Linked DNA regions of Homo sapiens: region 2 is linked to region 1. A link is a contact called in ENCODE Hi-C or POLR2A ChIA-PET data. All regions are on one chromosome and are shown on one strand. Each heading gives the region's core, a stretch centred on a gene start or an enhancer-like site at or near the end of the contact. The rest is flanking DNA. Distances are from core to core; before and after follow the strand shown. Region 1 has its middle 44 kb from the start of PXDC1. Region 2 has its middle 27 kb from the start of TGILR.

The links. Hi-C counts contacts between places; a loop is a spot of excess contacts on that map. ChIA-PET counts read pairs that join two places held with the same protein, here RNA polymerase II (POLR2A). Pooled maps may share reads with other maps.
Region 2: a map of endothelial cell of umbilical vein shows a loop between it and region 1 (10-fold over the local background). The contact joins two enhancer-like sites. A Hi-C loop is called at or near these places in 2 of 168 maps with a recorded cell type or tissue (HepG2 and endothelial cell of umbilical vein) and 1 of 50 pooled maps. POLR2A ChIA-PET finds 5 or more read pairs at or near these places in 4 of 52 experiments (AG04450, PC-9, activated CD4-positive, alpha-beta T cell and 1 more).

Annotation. Positions count from the first base shown.
Region 1 is chr6:3,793,647-3,797,835 of GRCh38, forward strand. No RefSeq gene overlaps it. Among named protein-coding and RNA genes, the nearest start is that of PXDC1, 44 kb to the left of the region's middle. Within about 2 kb of position 2,890, at least 13 of the 41 ENCODE cell types and tissues checked have a DNase peak (open chromatin) inside an H3K27ac peak, as active enhancers do; they include endothelial cell of umbilical vein, where a contact is called at or near this core.
Region 2 is chr6:3,882,476-3,887,113 of GRCh38, forward strand. No RefSeq gene overlaps it. Among named protein-coding and RNA genes, the nearest start is that of TGILR, 27 kb to the right of the region's middle. Within about 2 kb of position 1,764, at least 5 of the 41 ENCODE cell types and tissues checked have a DNase peak (open chromatin) inside an H3K27ac peak, as active enhancers do; they include endothelial cell of umbilical vein, where a contact is called at or near this core.

The DNA.
Region 1 (4,189 bases), core at 1,640-4,139:
CGCAGTGACTGGAAGGCTGTAATCACTCAATAAAGTTAGCTACTGTTATTACCCACAGTTGACTAACTCAGAGGGCTGTTGTAAAGTTTACTCTATTGTGTTACTTATCATTAGTGGTGGCAGTGGTTGTGGTTGTAATGGGTGTTTACTAATAATATTTTTCTTTGTGGTTATGTGCTTGAAGAAGGGCCAAATGACAGAGTTACATCTTACCCTGAAATACGTAGATCTCAACCAAACATCCCTAGATCTCAGGAGCAAAAATTATGAGATAAGAGCAAGTTCACCAAGAGTGGCCGTTACAGGTGAAGTAAGCGTTTGCAGAAAATATTGAGCCTTCCCATAACACAGTTGATCCTCTCCCCCGGCCAGTGCTGGCACTCACCAGCATTTATTCACAGGCCAAGGATTTGTGCCAATCATTTTGGCTGGAAAAGTGTGCCAAAGAGACAACCTGGACATCAGGAAAAGAACAATGCAGGATGGTGGTGTTTGGGTAAGGCATCACAGAAGCTCCAGGCCCACAGCTGTCCCTGCTGGAACTCCCCTGGTGCACTCAGCCCTTCAAAAGCAGACAAAAATGCTCTGCAAGGAAATGAAGAAGTTCACAAAACAGACTGGTCTCTGTCCACAATGGGTATGCAAATTGTGGCCCATGTGGAGACACTTCCTTCTCCCATACCCATGGCAGTCATCACTAACCAATGATGTTACTCTTTCCTGCTGAGCCCAGGCAGAGCTTCAGAATCCTTCCCAGCAAAGCACACCTGGCATATGCTACTGAAAGATCAGCATTTTCATGTAGGCTGAAATCTAGTGGTAATCTCACTTCATAATACCAGCCTAGTAGTCTTCCAGCATTTCTAAAAATGGTGGCAACGGCAGACCCTACTGGTTTCCTATCTAACAGAGACTCACCTATTCTTGGTCTTTCTTGGCAGAGTCTACTTTGCACTATGGAGGCTGAAATGTCAGGTATTCCATTTCCCAGTCTCCTCTGCAATTAGGAAGGTTATATGGCCTATTCCTGGCCAGAGAGACAAAAGGGGACACTTTCTATATTGTATTTTCTCTGATAAAAAGAGATGTGCAAAGAGAAACACGACTCTTGGGACTTGCATATGTGAGGCTGTAATGTCTGGAGCTATGGCCATCATCTCCTAACCATAAGGACCTAAGCCTAAAGGCAAAAGTCTGTGCTCTATGGATGGTGGAGCAAGAAGATAGAAGGCATCTGGAAATTTTTCTTTTTTTTTTTTTTTTTTTTTTTTGAGATGGAGTCTCACTCTGTTGCCCAGGCTAGAGTGCAGTGGCACGATCTCGGCTCACTGCAACCTCCACCTCCCAGGTTCAAGTGATTCTCCTGCCCCAGCCTTCTGAGTAGCTGGGAGTATAGGCATGCACCATCATACCTGGCTAATTTTTGTATTTTTAGTAGAGATGGGGTTTCAGCATGTTTGTCAGGCCGGTCTCGAACTCCTGACCTTAGGTGATCCACCCATCTTGGCCTCCCAAAGTGCTGGGATTGCAGGCGTGAGCCACCATGCCCAGCTGGGATCTGGATCTTTAACATTCTTTGTCACTAAATTTACCAAATTTGGAGCCACCTACTCCTGGACTTCTCATTATATGAGAAAATACGCCATTCTTATTTAGGTCAATTTTAGTTGGATATTTATTTATTTATTTATTTATTTATTTAATTTATTTTTTGAGATGGAGTCTCACTTTGTTGCCCAGGCTGGCATGCAGTGGCACGACCTCGGCTCACTGCAACCTCCGCCTCCCAGGTTCAAGGGATTCTCCTGCCTCAGCCTCCCGAGTAGGTGGGATTACAGGCATGCACCAACACGCCTGACTAATTTTTGTATTTTAGTATAGACGGGGGTTTCACCATGTTGGCCAGGCTCATCTTGAACTCCTGACCTCAAGTGATGCACCTAGCTTGGCCTCCCAAGGTGCTGGGATTACAGGCATGAGCCACTGCGCCCAGCCTAGTTGGATATTTTATTACTTGCAACCAGAAGCATTCTTACTTGATTTGAATCCCTTTTCTTATGCTTATGGAATCCCCTACCTTAAATAGCAGAGAACACTCCTGGTAGCAAAGCTAATGATGCCAACTTCTCACTTTCTCAGCTTCCTATGCAATTCAGAATGGGCGTATTATGTAAGTTCCACCAATCATACGCACCCATGCCAAGCCTTGCTTAAGAAGCTCATAGTATATAGAAATAGAGGTGGTACACAATCCATGCTAGTGAAGAAGCCAGGAGCTATGTCCAGTTTCCGCAGGCAGTCTTGACAGCGGCTGTGGCTGCAGCCACAGCTGGAGTCTGGTGACGTCCAGTGTCAGGAGTGCCGCTAGTGTTGGCGATGCCCTGCAGTATCAGTGGTGGCATTATTTGGAGTGGGTAGGGGAGGGATTTCCTGGGGGCGTTACTTCCAAGCCTGGCTCTCCATCCTGCCAAGAGAATTTTTGAGCTTCTCAATGTCCTTTTAATCAATTCCCATCTTGCTTAAAATAGCAAAACTGGTTTCTGCTGCTACAACTAAGAATTTTAACTGGTAACTCATATCCAATGGCAACTATGGATGACACCATCTGAAAGGAGTCCTTTGTTAGCAAACTGCTCACTTGCCGTCTCATTTGAGTGCATAAACAGATACATCTCTAAGTCCTAGTGTGTAAAATTTGGAATATTTCTACTTTTATTAATTTGGATTTCCATGGTGAGGAAGGTATAAACTCAACAAAATTGTTAAAAGAATCCTCCAGAAACACACATGAGACAATATTTTCTACTTCCTGGAAGGAAACAGGAGCTTAGCCTGTGTCTTTTTTGCATTTGCTCAGAGTGTCCACATTGACACAGTTACCATGGTAAGAGCTTCCTTTTGAAAGCACAGTGGAATCAGCCCATTCAGAGCGTGTTGTAGCAGGCATGTGATTCTTTCCTGCTTCCATAGACACCAATTTCATTGTAGGCTCCATGTATTGTTGTCTTCTTCCTGAGACCTTGGGTTGGGGCCAGCTGAGCGGGTTTTGATAGCAGCTGTTTCTCTCCTGATTATTTTTTGATTTCTTTGATAGATGAGGCTGCGAGTGAACACTTACATCACGTGCAGAAGTGATATGAGAGCCAGGAGCAGAACCAAACCTCCTCCTGGAAGATTCTTATGCTATTTAGGCCTTCAGAGTAGACCAGATGGCTGACACTGACCCTTTAGCTATTCAGTAGTCTGTAGACTAAAACTCCTGCCATAGGCTCACTTGCCTCAGATCTTAATTTCCTGATACTCTTCTCATCCTTAAACCCTTTCTTCTTTAGTTAGTCAGTAATAACAATAGTCACCTTTAATAAGTACATACTATCAACCTTCCCACAAGCTATATGCTTTATATACATTATTTCATTTAATCCTTCTATCTCCTCTGCGAGGTATTATTACCCCCATTTTATCAATGAGAAAACTGAGATGCAGAGGGGTTAAGAAATTTACATAAGGTCCCTTTGAGAGGTTGACATTATTAGGATCTTCTCCTATGTCCATGCTTTATCTCCCAGACAGACTCTTTGAAAGCAGGAACCAAGTAACATTGATCAGTCTCACACCCACAGTGTTAGAATGCCCTGATTTGTATCATTGGCCTATTTCCATTGTGTAAATACTCCCATCATCACTCACTTCAGGCTACCAGTGTGAAGTCACTGGGAGCAGATGTGTACAATGGGCTCCCACAAGCCGGGGAAAGCCAGCTATGGCAGCTTGCTGGCCCCTGAGATATGCATAGTTACCTAAGGGGTCTAGCCCCAAACTCTGCTTGTCTGTTGGGGTGGGATTTGGCTCTGTCATTCTCTAACAGCTGTTAAAACATAGTACCTTGGAAGAATCTGCTAATGTGGGTGGCGGATACTTCACCCAAATCTTACTCTGTGCCCTCTCAGGGTAGGACACTCAAGCTTAGTCCCAAAGGGAACACACCCCTCCGCATGAGGTGATGTTTAGGCAGAGGGAAGCTGTGTGACCCATGGCGTCCCTTCTAAATGAAAGCAAAACAGCTAAAACAAAGCCTTTTTGCTGTGATTTGGAGTAATAAGGTGAGGAATCTCTTCTAAGAATGATTAACCATAAAGGCATGCAAAATATGTCTGACCGAACACAAAGTTTAATGATATCGTATTCT
Region 2 (4,638 bases), core at 514-3,013, 88 kb after region 1:
TTCCCAACACTGCTTGATCCCATACTCTCTCCAACCTCACACATAGCATGCACTGAAAGCAAACTCACAAAGTCAGCAGCATGGTACATTTCCTTTAATTTAGGAAAGGAACTGAGTCCAGACTAAATGAGGAACCTCATGCCTCTCTGGTGTCTCAATTTCCCACCTAACTATTGGGATCTGCAAAGTCAACATTTTTAAAGAATCACATGCTCCTTGTATAGACGGAAGGAACACACCAGAAGAACCTGGACAGGTTTTAATCCTTTGAGAATTAAAGTCCCAAACTGCACCAAAAAAGATAATTCTGCAGTCTTTCTGGAAGCTTCTCTCCTCATAAATCTGTTGCCATTTAACAGGGTGATGAACATGACATTGATTCTAGGGTTTCCAATAGACACAGTGGGTCATAGGTACAATTTTGCTCCTTTCACTCCGGGAGTCTTAGGCACAGCTGTGTCCAAAAGGATTTGCTGCCCTTTATTTGGGTTTGCAAGGATGTTGTATTTCTCTGCATTGCAGATTTCCACAGCTTTGTGAGCAAGCCATAATTATTTCCAGACAAGATGCTGGCTCAGATGACTGCCTCATCCCTAATGTGGCTTCTCAGTTTCGCAAGAGGAAAACCCAGAACTTTCCTCCCTGTGCCTTCTGTGCCTCCTGGTAACGTGGCAAAGAGAAATCACAACTAGGAAAGAAGTCGTCATTTTAGGCGATGATAAAGCATTCCCAGAATAAAATAACTTGTTCAAATTCCAAACCCACATGTATAGAAACTATAATTTTTGTTTTGTTCTGTTGTTTTTTTGAGACAGAGTCTTGCTCTGTTGCCCAGGCTGGAGTGCAATGGTGTGATCTCGGCTCACTGCAACCTCCGCCTCCCGGCTTCAAGTGATTCTCCTGCCTCAGCCTCCCGAGTAGCTGGGATCACACACACATGCCACCACGCCTGGCTAATTTTTTATATCTTTAGCAGAGACAGGGTATCACCATGTTGGCCAGGCTGGTCTCAAACTCCTGACCTCATGATCCACCCGCCTCAGCTTCCCAAAGTGCTGGAATTACAGCTGTGAGGCACCACGCCCGGCCAAAACTATAATTTTCTGTGTGGATGGCAACTTTCTTCCACAAACAGAATAAGGGGTGATTGTGCCAATGGTTTCTGCTCTTGAAATATACCTGGGTCTGGAGGCAAGTCTGCAATGATAGAACATTCAGCAGCCCATCTGTGTGTGAAAAGCCTGCCATACGGCAAAGAACGAGCAAACTGGAGAACCACACCAACCCATTTCCATTCCCCAGCCCTCTGAAAACCCACAAAGAGAAGTTCAGTTGGGCAGCTAGAGCTTGCTGGGAACTAAGGAGTCCACTGAGTGACCATAAGCACTGAAGAGCTTGCATTTGCATTGGCTTTCCTTAAAGATTTGGTTTTAAGTAGCAAAACAAATACAAATTCAAGAGACATCTTGCTTAAAAAAAAAAAGGTGGAGGGGAAGGTGGTATTTATATTGCCACGTCAATTTTTTAATGCACTTTAAGATGAAAGAAATGTCCATTAAAACAGGGAATAATAACCAGTCCCTAAAGATCCATTTGCAGCTCTTTTCACTTCCTCCAGAGTGAAAGAAATTCCAGTTTCATGATGTCACTGCCTTAGCCAGATCTTTCTGAGGATGCAGCTGCTCAGATGCACACAGGTTCTGTTTGTGCAGTTTCCTCCTGTGTTTCCCAGAGGCGAATGAGGAGGACGGGCCATGGCAACATTCAACAAGCTGGCCTCACCCAGCACATACACACCTGCCATCTCTGCAGTTCTGACCTTGGCTAGCCTCACTCCACTGTCTAGCTTTAAGCCCCATCTTCATCTTTGAGCAGTGGCTGGAAGTTACAGCTGCAGCAAATGTGCAGAATATGAAAAGAATTTAGAATAGAATTAGACCAGAAACGATGTTGTTAAATCCAGCCATGTGCTACAGAGACCTGGCAAGGTTGCAGGCATGTCTAAGTGTACAGAAGCAGGTGACATATGACCGAATGTAGGGGCCAGGACTAGGAGCTGACCTTTGCAAGACAGTGACTTAGCAAGTACAAAATCAACAAAAATCATCCTGACCTCTCTACTTCTAACTCCTGCACCCAAGCTAACATCCCTGCTCATGATGCAACCTCGGCCAGCTGGTAAGGAGGCCCCAAAAATTCACTTGAAAATTCAACTCCAAATTTATTCGGAATCTTTTTTTTTTAGTGGGAAAATGACTTGTAATCCTGAAAAGAGACAGCATTAAGTGTAGAAATGATGAAGATGAATCAAATCTATTTCTGATATCTTGGGGTTAGGAGGTAATCTGTGGATATTTGGCCTTTTCCTTATTTGTTACATTTAAGAGGATTTTGTGTGCTGGAGTGTCAGTCAAACTTGTAATTCTAACTTAAACTGTGGAGCTAAAAAGTTGATGTAGACTATAATTTTATGTTGATATTTTAAGAGAATTTAAAATTTATTATATGTCTAGATTTTGTTATATTTACAGGAATTATTACTTAAGTACTTGGGAAGATTTTTCGTTGTTGTTAATCAGACAATTAAGGAAGTCAAATGATTACATTTACAAAGGCTGTTCAAAAAGCTTAATGCAATTAGTGTTTGTTGATGGGACCAAAGTTAATCAAAGGCTCCCTTTAAAAAGTATTAAATATTACTAGATTAATTTTAAAAAATAATATTTGCAGGTTGAACGGCATGTAGAAATGACATGAAGAACACTGCCAATGTGTTAATTAGACAACATTTACCAATTCTTATTATGAGAGTATTTCTTTCAAGGCACTTTACCAAATATCACATTTTCTTTCATTGAAAGGATCGTTTCAGCCTTGACTGATGTGCACGTGCTCACAACAGAGGCGAAGGGCCGTAGAGTGAAGGCCCAAGGCTGCCACTGGTTAGCCTGTGGACTCGAGTCTCAGTTTTCTCATCTGTAAAATGGCATAATAATAAATACATCATGCAGCCAACGGCAAGGACGGGATGAAATGTTGTGGGTAAAGAAAGCCCCCTGCCAACTACCTGGCCCATGGCAGGCACCCCACAGACAGTGCTTGTGATTGTCACCTCACTGTGAGACCTACAGTAATAGTCATGTAATACTCTTTTCCTCTGGGCCATTGTTTTCTTGGATTATATTGACAACTTATATTGTAAGGAAATCTCCCAGAGTGACCCTGTTAAGATGTCAGAAATATCATAGCACATGTCAGCTTGAAGCCCTTTGATGGCTTCGTCTTGGTCAGAAGAAGAGCCGAGGTCAGACTGTGGCCTCCAGGTCCCCCAGCAGGTGGCTCAGTGCTTTCCTGGGATACACTAGGCCCTTCCATGGCAGGTCTTTGTGACAGCTGTTCCCTCTGCCTGGAAGCTCTTCCTTAAGAATTCTGTGTGACTCACCTCTTCCACTTTCAGGCCTCTGTTTGAATGTCACCTGAGCCCCCTGTTTAAAACTGCACCCCACCCAACAGGCCAATCCCAGGAATAAGTGCATCCTTTGTGTCAAAAGGGGTGGTCTGAAAGCTTAAGAAATGGTAAAAGGATTCTCCTCATGGCTTATACTTTGTTGCTAGGCTGCAACTTTTTTTTCTTTTGAGACAGAGTTTTGCTCTTGTTGCCCAGGCTGGAGTGCCATGGCACGATCTGGGCTCACTGCAACCTCCGCCTCCCAGGTTCAAGAGATTCTCCTGCCTCAGCCTCCCGAGTAGCTGGGATTATAGGCACACGCCACCACGCCCAGCTAATTTTTGTATTTTTAGTAGCAACGGAGTTTCACGATCCTGGCCAGCCACCGCGCCTGGCCTGCAATTTGTTTTTAAGTCCTCTTATGAAGTTCAGAGACCAACGATCCTTCTCTTGTAAATTGACAGTTGTTTGCTGCTGTGTTCCTAATATCTAAAACAGCGCCTGGCACCCAGAAACAACCAAGGATTTGAAGGAAAGAGTGGGCCAAGACTCAGGCAACGTAGGTTTTTATCCCAATTCTGAGACATGCCTGCTTTGTGACTTTGTAGAAATCATGACCTTCTTGAGTCTTCATTTCCTTCTCTCCAAAACGGACCTAACAATCTGTCTCCTGGTGTCTTGAAGGGGCTGCAGGCAGGATAGAGATGTAAGTGCACATGTATTATAAGGCCCTGCAGAAACAGGACGGATTATTGTCATTAGCTGGTGACATTTGCAAGGACTGCCTACATGCATACTGTTTTAAATGCTTTTGAATTGGGAATTGTCTCCCCTGTGGCCTTTGTATGAAACGAGATTCTACATCAAGTGTGACAAACATCTCCAGCACCACTGAGTGTTCGGCCCTGTGGCACGACATGAGGAAGGGGGAAGGATGGCCCATTGCAAATTTTCTCAAGACTGGTGAAAATTGGGGTCAACTGGAATATTCTGGAGATCTATCAATGAGGCCAGATTAGCATCATTGGAATTTGCCTCATCCTATAAATTCCTGGGCAGCATCCTCTTGGAAGGATTGTATTGAAGGAAAGAGACTTGATAAAGTACATTACTTCTGATAATACAACAATCCCATGAGTAAGCGCACTCCTTGCGTCCAAAAGGTGGTGAAAAGACTTCCACAGGATTCT